3 separate regions of the Homo sapiens genome follow, and all the other regions are linked to region 3. The links are chromatin loops, found by intact Hi-C in ENCODE. Cell type or tissue: heart left ventricle. All regions are shown on one strand. Region 1 overlaps PHYHIPL (phytanoyl-CoA 2-hydroxylase interacting protein like). Region 2 has its middle 95 kb from the start of SLC16A9. Region 3 has its middle 47 kb from the start of LINC00844.

What was found. Hi-C counts contacts between places; a loop is a spot of excess contacts. Peaks named below come from ENCODE experiments on the same cell type or tissue, not always from the same donor. Only the 100,000 strongest peaks of a DNase experiment are listed, where the experiment ranks them.
Region 1: a loop joins it to region 3, with 5 times the contacts of the local background. A loop is called at or near these places in 46 of 110 quality-filtered maps.
Region 2: a loop joins it to region 3, with 4 times the contacts of the local background. A loop is called at or near these places in 47 of 110 quality-filtered maps.

The regions. Positions count from the first base shown.
Region 1 is chr10:59,233,423-59,237,422 of GRCh38, forward strand. It overlaps PHYHIPL (phytanoyl-CoA 2-hydroxylase interacting protein like), which reads left to right. Exons shown (of 5, transcript NM_032439.4): 2 at 882-1,078; 3 at 3,061-3,235. Among named protein-coding and RNA genes, the nearest start is that of PHYHIPL, 59 kb to the left of the region's middle. In heart left ventricle, a CTCF peak has its summit at 1,603 (motif pointing right); no DNase peak of the experiment used is centred here.
Region 2 is chr10:59,613,240-59,617,239 of GRCh38, forward strand. No RefSeq gene overlaps it. Among named protein-coding and RNA genes, the nearest start is that of SLC16A9, 95 kb to the right of the region's middle. In heart left ventricle, no CTCF peak of the experiment used is centred here; no DNase peak of the experiment used is centred here.
Region 3 is chr10:58,950,819-58,954,818 of GRCh38, forward strand. No RefSeq gene overlaps it. Among named protein-coding and RNA genes, the nearest start is that of LINC00844, 47 kb to the right of the region's middle. In heart left ventricle, a CTCF peak has its summit at 2,040 (motif pointing right); no DNase peak of the experiment used is centred here; H3K27ac peaks cover 2,625 bases.

The DNA of each region.
Region 1 (4,000 bases), 280 kb after region 3:
AATAACATTTTTTTTTTCTCTCTTGAGGCATTGAACATTATGTTGGCCTGGGGAAAGGGAATGTAGAAAAAAATGGGGTAAAATTTGATTCTAATATGTCTTTCCTATATGTAAAACAAACTTGACATGTTTGTATTTTCTTTTTGTCCTATGATCCATCAAATCCTGCTCTATACTGTTAGCCAAATTGTTAGCATTTTCCCTAAGTGGAAGTGTAATCTTTAAAGTAACTAGTTGTCATATAAATTCTTCAAGATTTTAATATCAGTCACTATGGCAGTCATCTTTTTTCTTTTAGCCTTATTTGTTATTTCAGCTCTCAAAATTAAATTCATCAAGGTTCCACAGATAAAACATTTCTAGAGTTATCCTTAACATAGTAACTTGTAAGTGAACGGTCTTCAGTATTATTTGTATATGTAGTAAAACCATTACATGCTGTTTCTCTATATAATGCTTCCAAAATGAAAGAGGAGGGGGAATTTTTATAGACTGTCACTGCTAGGTCATGGACTTTTAAAGAAATGTTTCCTTCATTTGGATGGGCCCTTTCATTATCAACATGTCTATGAAATTATCTGGCTTAAAACACCTGATACTACTTTAGAGCAAAATTGATTGGTCATGTAGAAAAATAGGCTCTTGAGGTTTTTTAGAGGGAACCTAACCATATAAAACTAACATGTCATAGATTAGAAAGATAGAGTGTCAGTGTTTTTGTGTTCACTCTGTGAAAACAAATTGGAAACATAAATGGAAAAAGTAAAGATGATAAGGAGTAAGTCATCTCTACTTTTTATTGGTAATAAATCCATTAATTGGAAATAAATTGGAAAATCCATTAATTGGAAATTAACTTCCTGTGCATTGTTTTCTTGCAGGGAACAAATCACAAGACAGTGGCATAGCAGAGATGGAAGAACTTCCTGTACCACATAACATCAAAATAAGCAATATAACGTGTGACTCATTCAAGATTTCATGGGAAATGGATTCAAAATCAAAGGATCGCATTACACACTATTTTATTGACCTCAACAAGAAAGAGAACAAGAACTCCAATAAATTTAAACACAAGGTAAAATCTAACAAATACTCATGCTAATTTGCATCTTAAAACTTTCTAAGTATGAGGACATTTTAAAAGAACGAATAATATTCTATTAATGGCTTATGTGATGTATTTGACTTGGGAAAAAATAAAGATTATATGTAACTCTAAAACCCTATCATTCTAATAAGTTTTGTAAGAAAATGAAATGCCATGCTTTTTGTTAGAAGATAATTTTCAAAAAAAGGTAAAATCATGACTATCATCTAGATGTAAAAATTAGTTTACCTTAAAGATTTTATTTAACTTATTAACGAGGAAACCGATGAGGTGTTATAACCAGTTCAAAGGGAAATCCAAAGAAAAGACTCATTTGTAGATACAGGTGTAAACTGGTATGGAAGTCCTGATGGGAGGGGTGAAGAGGAGGGTTGTCCTCCACTGAACATAATTTATTTGTATGTATTTAGACAAGAAGAACTGAATTGTTACTAGTTTCTACAAATTACAGAATTGTAAAATGGCTTCCATAACACAGACAGATGGCCAGAAGAGGGTGCTATGTGCAATGCATAGTTTTCCACTGAAGCACACTTTTTTTTCTATAACTGCCAAACAAGGAATCTGATGCAGTTTATAAACTTCAAGGTATTTTAAAAACACTTTAGGGCTAAAAATTGCTTTAAGTAGTCTGCTGTCTTTTGCCTTTTGTTTTTTGTTTTGATAATGAAATTTTTTTGTCTTTTGCTTTTTAGTTTTGAGAATGAAAATTATTAACTTTTAAATGTTTTTAGATATATAACACTTCTCTGATATTTATTCACATATCATATATCTTTTCTGATATATCTCTCTTTCCAGAAGTATCTATAGAGAAATTAACAGTTATCTGCTTTAAGCATTCTTTCTTATGTTGCAGTGTTTTCACTGATGATGAAAATCTGGTCTATTTTTTAATATTGATATTAAGTTTTAACTTGGTAGATACTTTGGAACTTTCTTACCTTACCTAGAAATATTGCTTTTATTAGATGTGCGATTATACATACTAAAGATAAGTGAGGATCATACATACTACAGATAAGTGTGAAAGAGGGAGCAAGATTGAGCAGTCATTATTTTTTCTGAGTTCCAGTTCTGATTATGCTTTCAGTGATGGATATTCTCTTTGCTGACATTTGCCTTGTTGATATAGCTTTGAAATCTTAAATTTCAAACATTAAATGATGAATTGTTTGAGATTTGACCCTTTTTCTTCACTCTCCACTTGGAATACCATATCCTTGAAATGTAGTGAATATTCAACTAGCAGATTTAATTAATCACTTTACTAAGCATTTTTTAGAAATACGTAAACTTTTCTGTGACACATAGACTCTATATTTGAATGAAAGTGAAGCAAAAATTCATATTTTTAGTGTTTTCTCCTTTAACCTGTAAAATATCAAGTAATGGGCAGCTTTAGTGAAATTATTGGGTAGTATAAGTTAACCAAATATAATATTTTTAATACTATTGAACTTTATCTTTTATGTCTCTGTTTTTTAAAGTTTTGTCATTTAGTATGAGAATGTTGCATTTTGAGGAGCATATAGTATACAGAAAAGAACACCATATTAGAAATCAAGAAAACTGGAATCCAAGTACATTTATGTTATTAACAAGCTGTATGACCTCGAACTTGTCTCTTGATAAAGTTGGGCCTTAGTTTTTGCATATAGCAAATAAGAGATTTAAATATAATAATTGTTAAGTATCTTTAAGCAGAAAAATTCTATTGTCAGTCAGGAACTTAATAAGTTATTCTCCATTGTTTACAGTTGATTAAAGTTATACTACTAAATTAACTTCCTCCTTTTCCCTCCTTCCTTCCCTCCCTCCTTCCCTTCTTCCTTCCCTCCTTCTCCCTTCCCTCCTTCCTCCCTTCTCCCTTTTCTTCTTTCTTCACTTCCTTCGTCCCTCTCTGTCTCCCCTCATTTTTCTCTCTCTCTTCCTTCTTTCATTCCTAGGATGTTCCCACAAAATTGGTGGCAAAAGCTGTTCCCTTGCCTATGACTGTCCGTGGACACTGGTTTTTAAGCCCAAGAACTGAATATACAGTAGCAGTGCAGACTGCCTCAAAACAAGTTGATGGTGATTATGTTGTGTCTGAATGGAGTGAAATTATAGAATTCTGCACCGCAGGTAAGAGAACTAGGTACAAATATAGAAAAGCTTTAGTTGTTCTGGGAAAGCTAATTATAGAAAAATATTTCTTTTTTGTAATTATAAAGTGATATATGTGACATTGGTCATTTTTTGCGTTGTCAGTAGCATTGTGTAACAGAATAAACAATGTTGTATTGATTGGAGGAAGCTGAAGTTCTCAGTAGAAAAATCTGAGTAATGGCTTCAAATCATTTTTTTCTATATCCATAGTTTGATTTCTTCAAGATGAAAGCTATGCAAATAAAAAGGTATGCAGTTTGAAAATATACTCAGCATAATTTTTTAGCTTCATTTTGAGAGACAGAGCTTTTTTCTCCTTTTTTTTTTTTTTCCTTTTTCATTTTCACCAGTACTGAAAGACAGAAACTAGGAAAATCCTTCTCTATTTCAGGTGAATGGAGGCAGATCTCAGTGACTGTCCCTAGCAGAAATGTTACTAGATTTTTCACTGGAGTACTAGAAGACCTTAAGAAAATCTGCATCTAAACTAGTGTCCTGTATACATATGTGTGTCTTTGCTTCACTCGAAAGTACCTCAAAGCCATTGTTTTGGGAGGTTTGATGTGGAACTGAACCTTAATATTCCATTAGATTGGAAACATTACCATTCATCTCACTCATATATTTATTGTTTACTTGTTCATTCAAGAAACAGTCATTTATTGAGCACTTCAGTGTTAATGGGATACCATATCTCTACCTGAGTACTCCTGTCATCCTTTCCTTTTGTCTTTTAGAAAG
Region 2 (4,000 bases), 660 kb after region 3:
GTGCAGTGGCGCGATCTCGGCTCACCACAACCTCCGCCTCCCGGGTTCAAGCCATTCTCCTGCCTCAGCCTCCCTAGTAGCTGGGATTACAGGCATGTGCCACCATGCTCAGCTAATTTTTTTGTATTTTTAGTAGAGATGGGGTTTCTCTATGTTGGTCAGGCTGGTCTCGAACTCCCAACCTCAGGTGATCCGCCCACCTCAGATCCCAAAATGCTGGGATTACAGGTGTGAGCCACCATGCCTGGCCAAGGGCCTGCTTTATAGATGGTGCCTTCTTGGTGTCCTCACATGGGAAGGGGTGAGGGGTCTCTCTTGAGTCTCTTTTATAAGGAGATTAATCCGATGCATGAGGTCTCCCCCTCATTACCCAATTATCCCCAAAGGCCCCACTTCCCACTTCCTCATACTATCACGTTGGGGATAAGGATTTTGACATATGAATTTGGGGGAAGGAGGACATTAGCATCCAGACCATAGCAATAGTAAAAGTAAGAAAATGAAACACGCACACACACACACACACACACACACACACACACACACACACATTGTGTACTTAGCTATTTAAAGCTCCTTTCATATACATAACCCTATTGGAAAATCTCAACACACTTTCTTTGGTTTTCCTACAATAGTCTTGAGTAAGAAAAAGTAATTATTTTTTTAATATTGAAATAAGCACATGGCTTTAGCACAGTAAATGATAATAATCCATTTACTGTCAGTTTTCACATATTCTACTTGCTAGAAAGGGCAAATGGTAATCACGTTATTAACAATTGTTGGCCTACTGAGGTCTGGAGTAAAATTAATCATAGATAATTTAACTAGCAATTCTCCCCCTCATGCTAGGGACATGGCCACAAGAGCAGGAGGGCACAGGGAACTGGAGTCTTCTTATGCTGCTGGCTTCAGGCCTTTGAGAAAAGCCCTATGTGAGAGCCACTATAGATGAAAATCACTCATTTCCTATCACATGTCTTCAATGTCTTGTGCATTGAAATCTTTTTATTTTGAGATGGTTTGGGCTTTTTAGTCCATTTGGGCTAACAACATGTCTTAGATTGCACGGCTTATAAATAACAGAAATTTATCGCTCACAATTATGGAGGCTGGGAAGCCCAAAATCAAGGTGCCAGCAGATTTCAGTGTCTGGTGAGAGCCCGCTTTCCCTTTCATCAATGGCACCCTCTCCCTGCATCTCCTGCATCCCCACAAGGTGAAAGGGGTAAACCAGCTCACTCAGGCCTCTTTTATAATGACACTAATCCCATTCATGAGGGCTCCATTCTCTTGGACTAATCACTTCCCAAATGCTCCACCTCCTAATACCATCACCTTGGGGGTTAGGATTTCAACATATGCATTTGGGGGAAAACATAAACATTTGGACCATAGTAGATGGTTTTAAATTTTTCTTCCTTGAGTTTTTTGATACTTTTAAATTTTTTAAGGTAAACATATTATCTCTGTAATCAGAAAAAATTTGCTATTTAAAAATAAACTATACAAAAGGCCCATTAATTTCACATACACCATTTAGATTATCTACATAACATCCCACAAAGCTAATCTTCTGGAAAAAAAAAAAAAAAAAACACACAGCCATTAAAAAGTAACTGTGGGCCAGGCACGGTGGCTCACACCTGTAATCCCAGCACTTTGGGAGATCGAGGTGGGCAGATCACAAGGTCAGGAGTTTGAGACCAGCCTGACCAACATGGTGAAACCCCCACCTCTACTAAAAATACAAAAATTAGCCGGGATGGTGGTGCATGCCTGTAGTCCCAGATACTCAGGAGTCTGAGGCAGGAGAATCTCTTGAACCTGGGAGGCGGAGGTGGAGGTGGCAATGAGCCGAGATCATGCCACTGCGTTCCAGCCTTGGCAACAGAGCAAGACTCCGTCTCAAAAAAAAAAAAAAAAAAAAAAACCCGTGACTGTGTCCATGGACATAGAAAGTAGAAGGATGGCTACCAAAGGCTGGGAAGGGTAGCGAGGTGCTGGGGAGAAGGTGGGGATTGTAAATGGGCACAAAAGAAAAGATGAATTAGACCTATCATTTGATAGCACAACAGGGTGACTAGAGTCAATAATAACTTAATTATATATTTAAAAATAATTTAAAGAATGTAATTGGATTGTTTGTAACTCAGAGGATAAATGCTTCAGGGGATGGATACCCCATTCTCCATGATGTGCTTATTTCACATTGTGTGCCTGTATCAAAACATCTCATATAACCTATGAATATGTACACCTACTATGTACCCACAAAAATTTTAAAAAGTGGCCGGGTGCGGTGGCTCACGCCTGTAATCCCAGCACTTTGGGAGGCTGAGGCGGGTGGATCATGAGGTCAAGAGATCGAGACCATCCTGGCTAACACTGTGAAACCCTGTCTCTACTAAAAATACAAAAATTCAGCCAGGTGTGGTGGCAGGTGCCTGTAGTCTCAGCTACTCAGGAGGCTGAGGCAGGATAATCGCTTGAACCCGGGAGGCAGAGGTTGCAGTGAGCTGAGATCATGCCACTGCACTCCAGCCTGGGTGACAGAACGAGACTCCGTCTCAAAAAAAAAATTTTTTTTAAAGTGACTGTGTTGCCATATACACTATTCTAGAGGTATCAGTTGGTGGCCTGTTAGGAATCAGGCTGTACAACAGGAGATGAGCGGCAGGCAAGTGAGCAAAGCTTCATCCTCATTTATGGTTGCTCCCCATCACTTGCATTACTACCTGAACTCTACCTCCTATCAGATCAGTGGCATTGGATCCTCATAGAAGCCTGAACCCTGTTGTGAACTGCACATGTGAGGGAGCTAGGCTGCACACTCCTCATGAGAATCTAATGCCTGATAATCTGTCATTGTTTCCCCTGTGCCTCCGAGATGGGACCATCTAGTTGTAGGAAAACAAGCTCAGGACTCCCACTGATTCTACATGGAGAGTCGTATAATTACTTCATTCTATATTGCAATGTAAAAATGATAGAAATAAAGTACACAATGAATGTAATGTGCTTGAATCATCTGGAAACCATCCCTCCTCCCCCGGTCTGAGGAAAATTGTCTTCCACTAAAACTGGCCCCTGGTGCCAGAAAGGTTGGGGACTGCTGCGGTATTCCATGGCCACCTAAATATTTCATGTATATCGCGGGATAGTCGTCCCCAGGGCTCAGCTGTAAAATCTAATACATGAGCTCCCCAGCCTTCTCTTGGCAGAGAATGCACTTTTAAAAACATACACCTTATTTTTAAGGCTGGGCGCTGTGGCTCATATCTGTAATCCCAACATTTTGGGAGGCCGAGGCAGGCAGATCACTTGAGATCAGGAGTTCAAGACCAGCCTGGCCAACATAGTGAAACCCCGTCTCTACTGAAAATACAAAAACTAGCTGGGCGTGGTGGCATGCACCTATAATCCCAGCTACTTGGGAGGCTGAGGCAGGAGAATCACTTGAACCCAGGAGGCGGAAGTTGCAGTGAGCCTAAATCGCACCACTGCACTCCAGCCTGGGTGACAGAGTGAGACTCTGTCTAAAATAAATAAATAAATAAACAAAAATTAAATAAATGAAAATCAAAAACATACACTTTTAGAATAGATTTTACTTCTAGATTTACCCAAAAAAATGAGAAGATAATACAAAGAGTTCCTCTATGCCCATCCCACACAGTTTCAATTAACATCTTACATTATAGCCTATCTGTTACAATTAATGAGCTAATGTCGATAAATTATTAAAGTCAAAAGTGCAGTAAGGCTGGCATGGTGGCTCACACCTGTAATCCTAGCACTCTGAGAGGCCAAGGCAGGCGGATTGCTTGAGCTCAGGAGTTTGAGACCAGCCTGAGCAACATGGCAAAATTCTGTCTCTACAAAAAATACAAAACTTAGCTAGGCATGGTGGTGCACTCCTGGAGTCCCAGCTACTTGGGAGGCTGAGGTGGGAGAATCACTTGAGCCCAGGAGTTCGAGGGTGCAATGAGCCAAG
Region 3 (4,000 bases):
CTGATGACTAAGAAATAACAGGATGAGTCAGGGAAGAGATGAAAATGAATTCAGAGTAAGTGCAGCAGCTAATAGTAGAAGTAGGTGGAAATAAAAGGAAATATATTGGCAGATGTGGAGTGATGAGGGGCGTAGTGAGGGGAAACCATGGGCTCCAGTCACCTGCATCTCCTTGATGTGAAATTGAGAAGGGATGGTGGAGGGGACTGTTACATCTCTCATGGGTTTTGCAATGAGAGAATTGTCACTTGCATTGAGCAGTGTCTCTGAGCCATCAGGGGACAGATAGAGCACAAATTAGAGTCCAGATTTTCCAAGAACTCTGAGTTCTTCCCTAAGAGAGAAAAGAGGGCAGTAGTAATGTCCAAATCACAAGAACCTTGGTCTGGCCTTGGATGTTTCATTTGGACCTCCCAGTCCTCATTTAAACCACACACTAACATTCTGAGTAAACATGAACATTCTCATTTTTTCTGTCACTGAGGAGCAAAGGTCTCTGGTACCTTGATGCAGTCCTCTGTAATTTTGACGTCCAGATGGTGCCATTGTCCATGGGGACTGTGTTGAGATGGAAAGGGTACACAGGGATTCAGGTGTAAACCAATGACATTCCAGATCATGTCTGTGGGCAATGGTGAGCATCAGTCTCCTAGAGGTTGAGACTTGAAGGGAGATGATCATGAGAAGGGTTTAATTGAATAAATATTAATATTTCTATTAGCTAGTTCTTATTTTTGTTCAAGAGGAAACATGTTTTTATTACAACCCTGAAGGTACTAAAATAGTACCCCGATTGATCGGAAACCCCCTGGGACCCGACAGTATTTTCCTTTGTCAGATCGCTGGACAACAATGGTCCCAGAGATATGAAGTAAAGGTGTTACTTTTCCAAATTATGGAAGCAAATGACCAGCCTGGACCTGTTCATTAGCTGGCGGTACTGTTTTGAGTAAAGAAAAATTTTAAAGATACACTCCGAGCCAAAGAGTTCCAGGGAAATTTTTTTGAAGTACCCAGTGAGAACTTCCCGGCAGCCACATCTTCTTTCTTTCCTTTGTTTTAGAAGTTCAGTCCCTAAAGTGCTCTGTTCCAAGAATTGTTAGGGAAAGATGAAACTCTTCTGGCAGGTACTGGGATGTTTGGTTTGTTTTGACTCTGCGTTGATCTCAGGAATGTTAACAGGCGTGTTTCCATGCAAACCACACAATAAAAAGATGACTATGGTTAAATCTAGTCCCTTGGGGTAGCTAAAAAAAATTTTTTTAAAAATGTACCTATTGGAAAACCTAGTGCTTCTGTAGCCAATTCTGCCAGATTAACAGAGGAGGCCTTTCTGGAAGGCTCTACACTGATCCTGTCAATTCTTATTAGGATGGCAGTTCCTAGCTCTTTCCATTATGGTTTGTCAGTTTTTCCATTAAAGATCATGGCTTTTCGGAACACAAACATCTGGTGTGTTTCGAATCCCTCAGGATCTTGCTGATGGCATACAATTTAATGGCAGGCAGTGCACGTCTTGCACCACATCTTTGCCTAAGTTTCTGGTGCGAAATTCCAAGTTTTGTAAATCTAGTCTTTCCCACACAATCCTGTACAGCTGTTTTCAGATCCAGGAAATCCTTGGACAGAAAGCAGATATGCTTTCTGGGATGTGATGAGCTTTATACAAGGGGGTAAGAGATTCCTGGCGTGTAAACTTGAACAAGTCTCAATTGTTCCATTTCCTTTTGGAAAAAGTCAAGGTCAACACTGTTGACCAGATGTACTTCAGTTAGTATCCAGAATTACGATGAAGAATAAGAACCAAGAGGCTGATTTTGTCAGGAGGCCTAGGTTAGAGTTCAGACCTTCCACCGATTAGCTGTATGGCCCAGGGTGGTCATTTATACTCTGTGGGAAATGGTTTCCCTTTGGGTAAAATGAAATGGTTGGGCATGTTGGAATCTATGCCCCTCCTAGCTTCTGGAACCCAGAAGATTCCAGAGAAAATGAAAATGCTTGTCAGAGGTTTCATAGTACTACCCCGTAGCACCAGTAGATGGCAGACTCGCATTATAGTCTGAAATTGATACCACAGTATGATACTGGTCACATTGTGAAGGTAGGTACAATTTAATGATCATTAAAAAAACCAAAAGAATGAAAAAAAAAAGTGTTGTTCTTAACCAGCAGGCTCATGTAATCCTAGGCAAAGTTCTCTGTTTCTATTAACCTTAATGAGGACTCCATACTTGCCCAATGACCATCTTTTAAACTGTGCTTGGAAAGGCAATATATCTCCATTGGGGCAAACCATGCATTTCCTCTCTCACTAACTCTGATTAATTCATTCAACAACGATTTGTCTGATGTTCAGTGTGTTCCAGGTCTTGGGCTCAGTGCTGGGGATACAGAGATAAACAAAAGAGACAGTCCCTGCACTCAGGAATCTCATCCCCCAGAGGAATGAGACAGCCACTGAACAAGTAGTTGTCACTGTGGTGCAAGTCTACTGAGAAGTACATACTAGACAATGTAACATGGATGCTAGAGGAGGAGTGACAGGGATAACTTCCCTGTGAAGTACTGGATGTATGAGAATGAGTGAGGGCTGGCTTAGCAGACAGGAAATTAGTTGAGGAGAGAAGTTCAGGCAGAAGAAACAGTAGGTGTGAAGCTGCATAGGGAGAGAGAGGGAAAAGATCAGTGCAGGAGCTAAAAGAAGCTGGAATGACTATGGCATTGAACCAGGCAGGGAGTAGTATGAGATGAGGAAACCAGATCTCATGGGGGCTATCGACCATGCAAAGGAGAACGCTGATTTCATAGAATTCTTGATTTCTCCATGATGTTGTTGATAAGGGTGATTTTTATCAGATTTGTTAGCAGGCATCTTGGTGAGTAAAGAAGCCTGTTATGCTGGCCAACATGGTGAAACCCCATCTCTACTAAAAATACAAAAATTAGCTGGGCATGGTGGTGCACACCTGTAGTCCCAGCTACTCAGGAGGCTGAGGCAGGAGAATCCCTTGAGCTCAGGAGACAGAGGTTGCAGTGAACCAAGATCTCGCCATTGCACTCCAGCCTGGTGACAGAGTTAAAAAAAAAAAAAAAAGAAGCCTGGTATGACAGTAAAAGAGAGAATAGGCTCATTTTGACTGGGAAGTTGTAGGAGAAAAAAGGTGTGATGCCTTTCCTCACCCATCATAAAGGTCACGGCTGACACTCCTATAACAAAAGTCAGATTAACAAGAGAAAATAATAATAAATGTATTTAATCAAAGTTTTACATTATAGGAGGCTTCAGAAATGAAGACTCAAAGACCCAGAGAAAACTGTTTCTATGCTTAGGTTTATTGAAGAATAGACAGCCATGTAGAAATGTGATTAAACAAAAGGGTATGATCTAATGGTAATAGACTCAGGTGGAGAACCCAGCAAGGCCTGTCTGTTCAGATTCTTCTTGGCCTCTCTGTGCAGCATTCCTTCTTCCCAGGTATGGGGCAGGACCCTCTGGAATGAGGGTCTTTAAGATGTTTCAGTAGGTAGCTAGTCAGGCATAAGCAGGGCAGGAGAGGGTTCAGCCTTCCCCACATACACACATGAGGAATGGAATGTCAGGTGACCATCAGGTGATGGTGAGGCAACTGTTAGCTCTCTCTATAAAATAATTTGTCAGAACCGGCACCAGGTAAGGGCAGTTTCCCAACAGATAGAAAAAATCTGAAACTGGTGAGCGGCAGCTTCTCAATAAGATTTCAGGAGTTTGGTGAGTGGGCTCAAACATGCACATTAAGAGGTAAAATGGCAGAGTTTAACTGGTATATGACTTTCCTCTAGGAATGCTAGACTGGTAAGGGAAGAATACCTCAAGTGAACATGCGTACAACTCCAGTAAACACACTGCGCATGTTCCCCTCCCAGGTGCTAGCAGGCTACTGCACACCTTGGCAGCCTGCTCCAAAGGAAGAATCAGGGGAGAAGTAATGCAAGACACCAGAAGTATGCCAATGCATAAAAC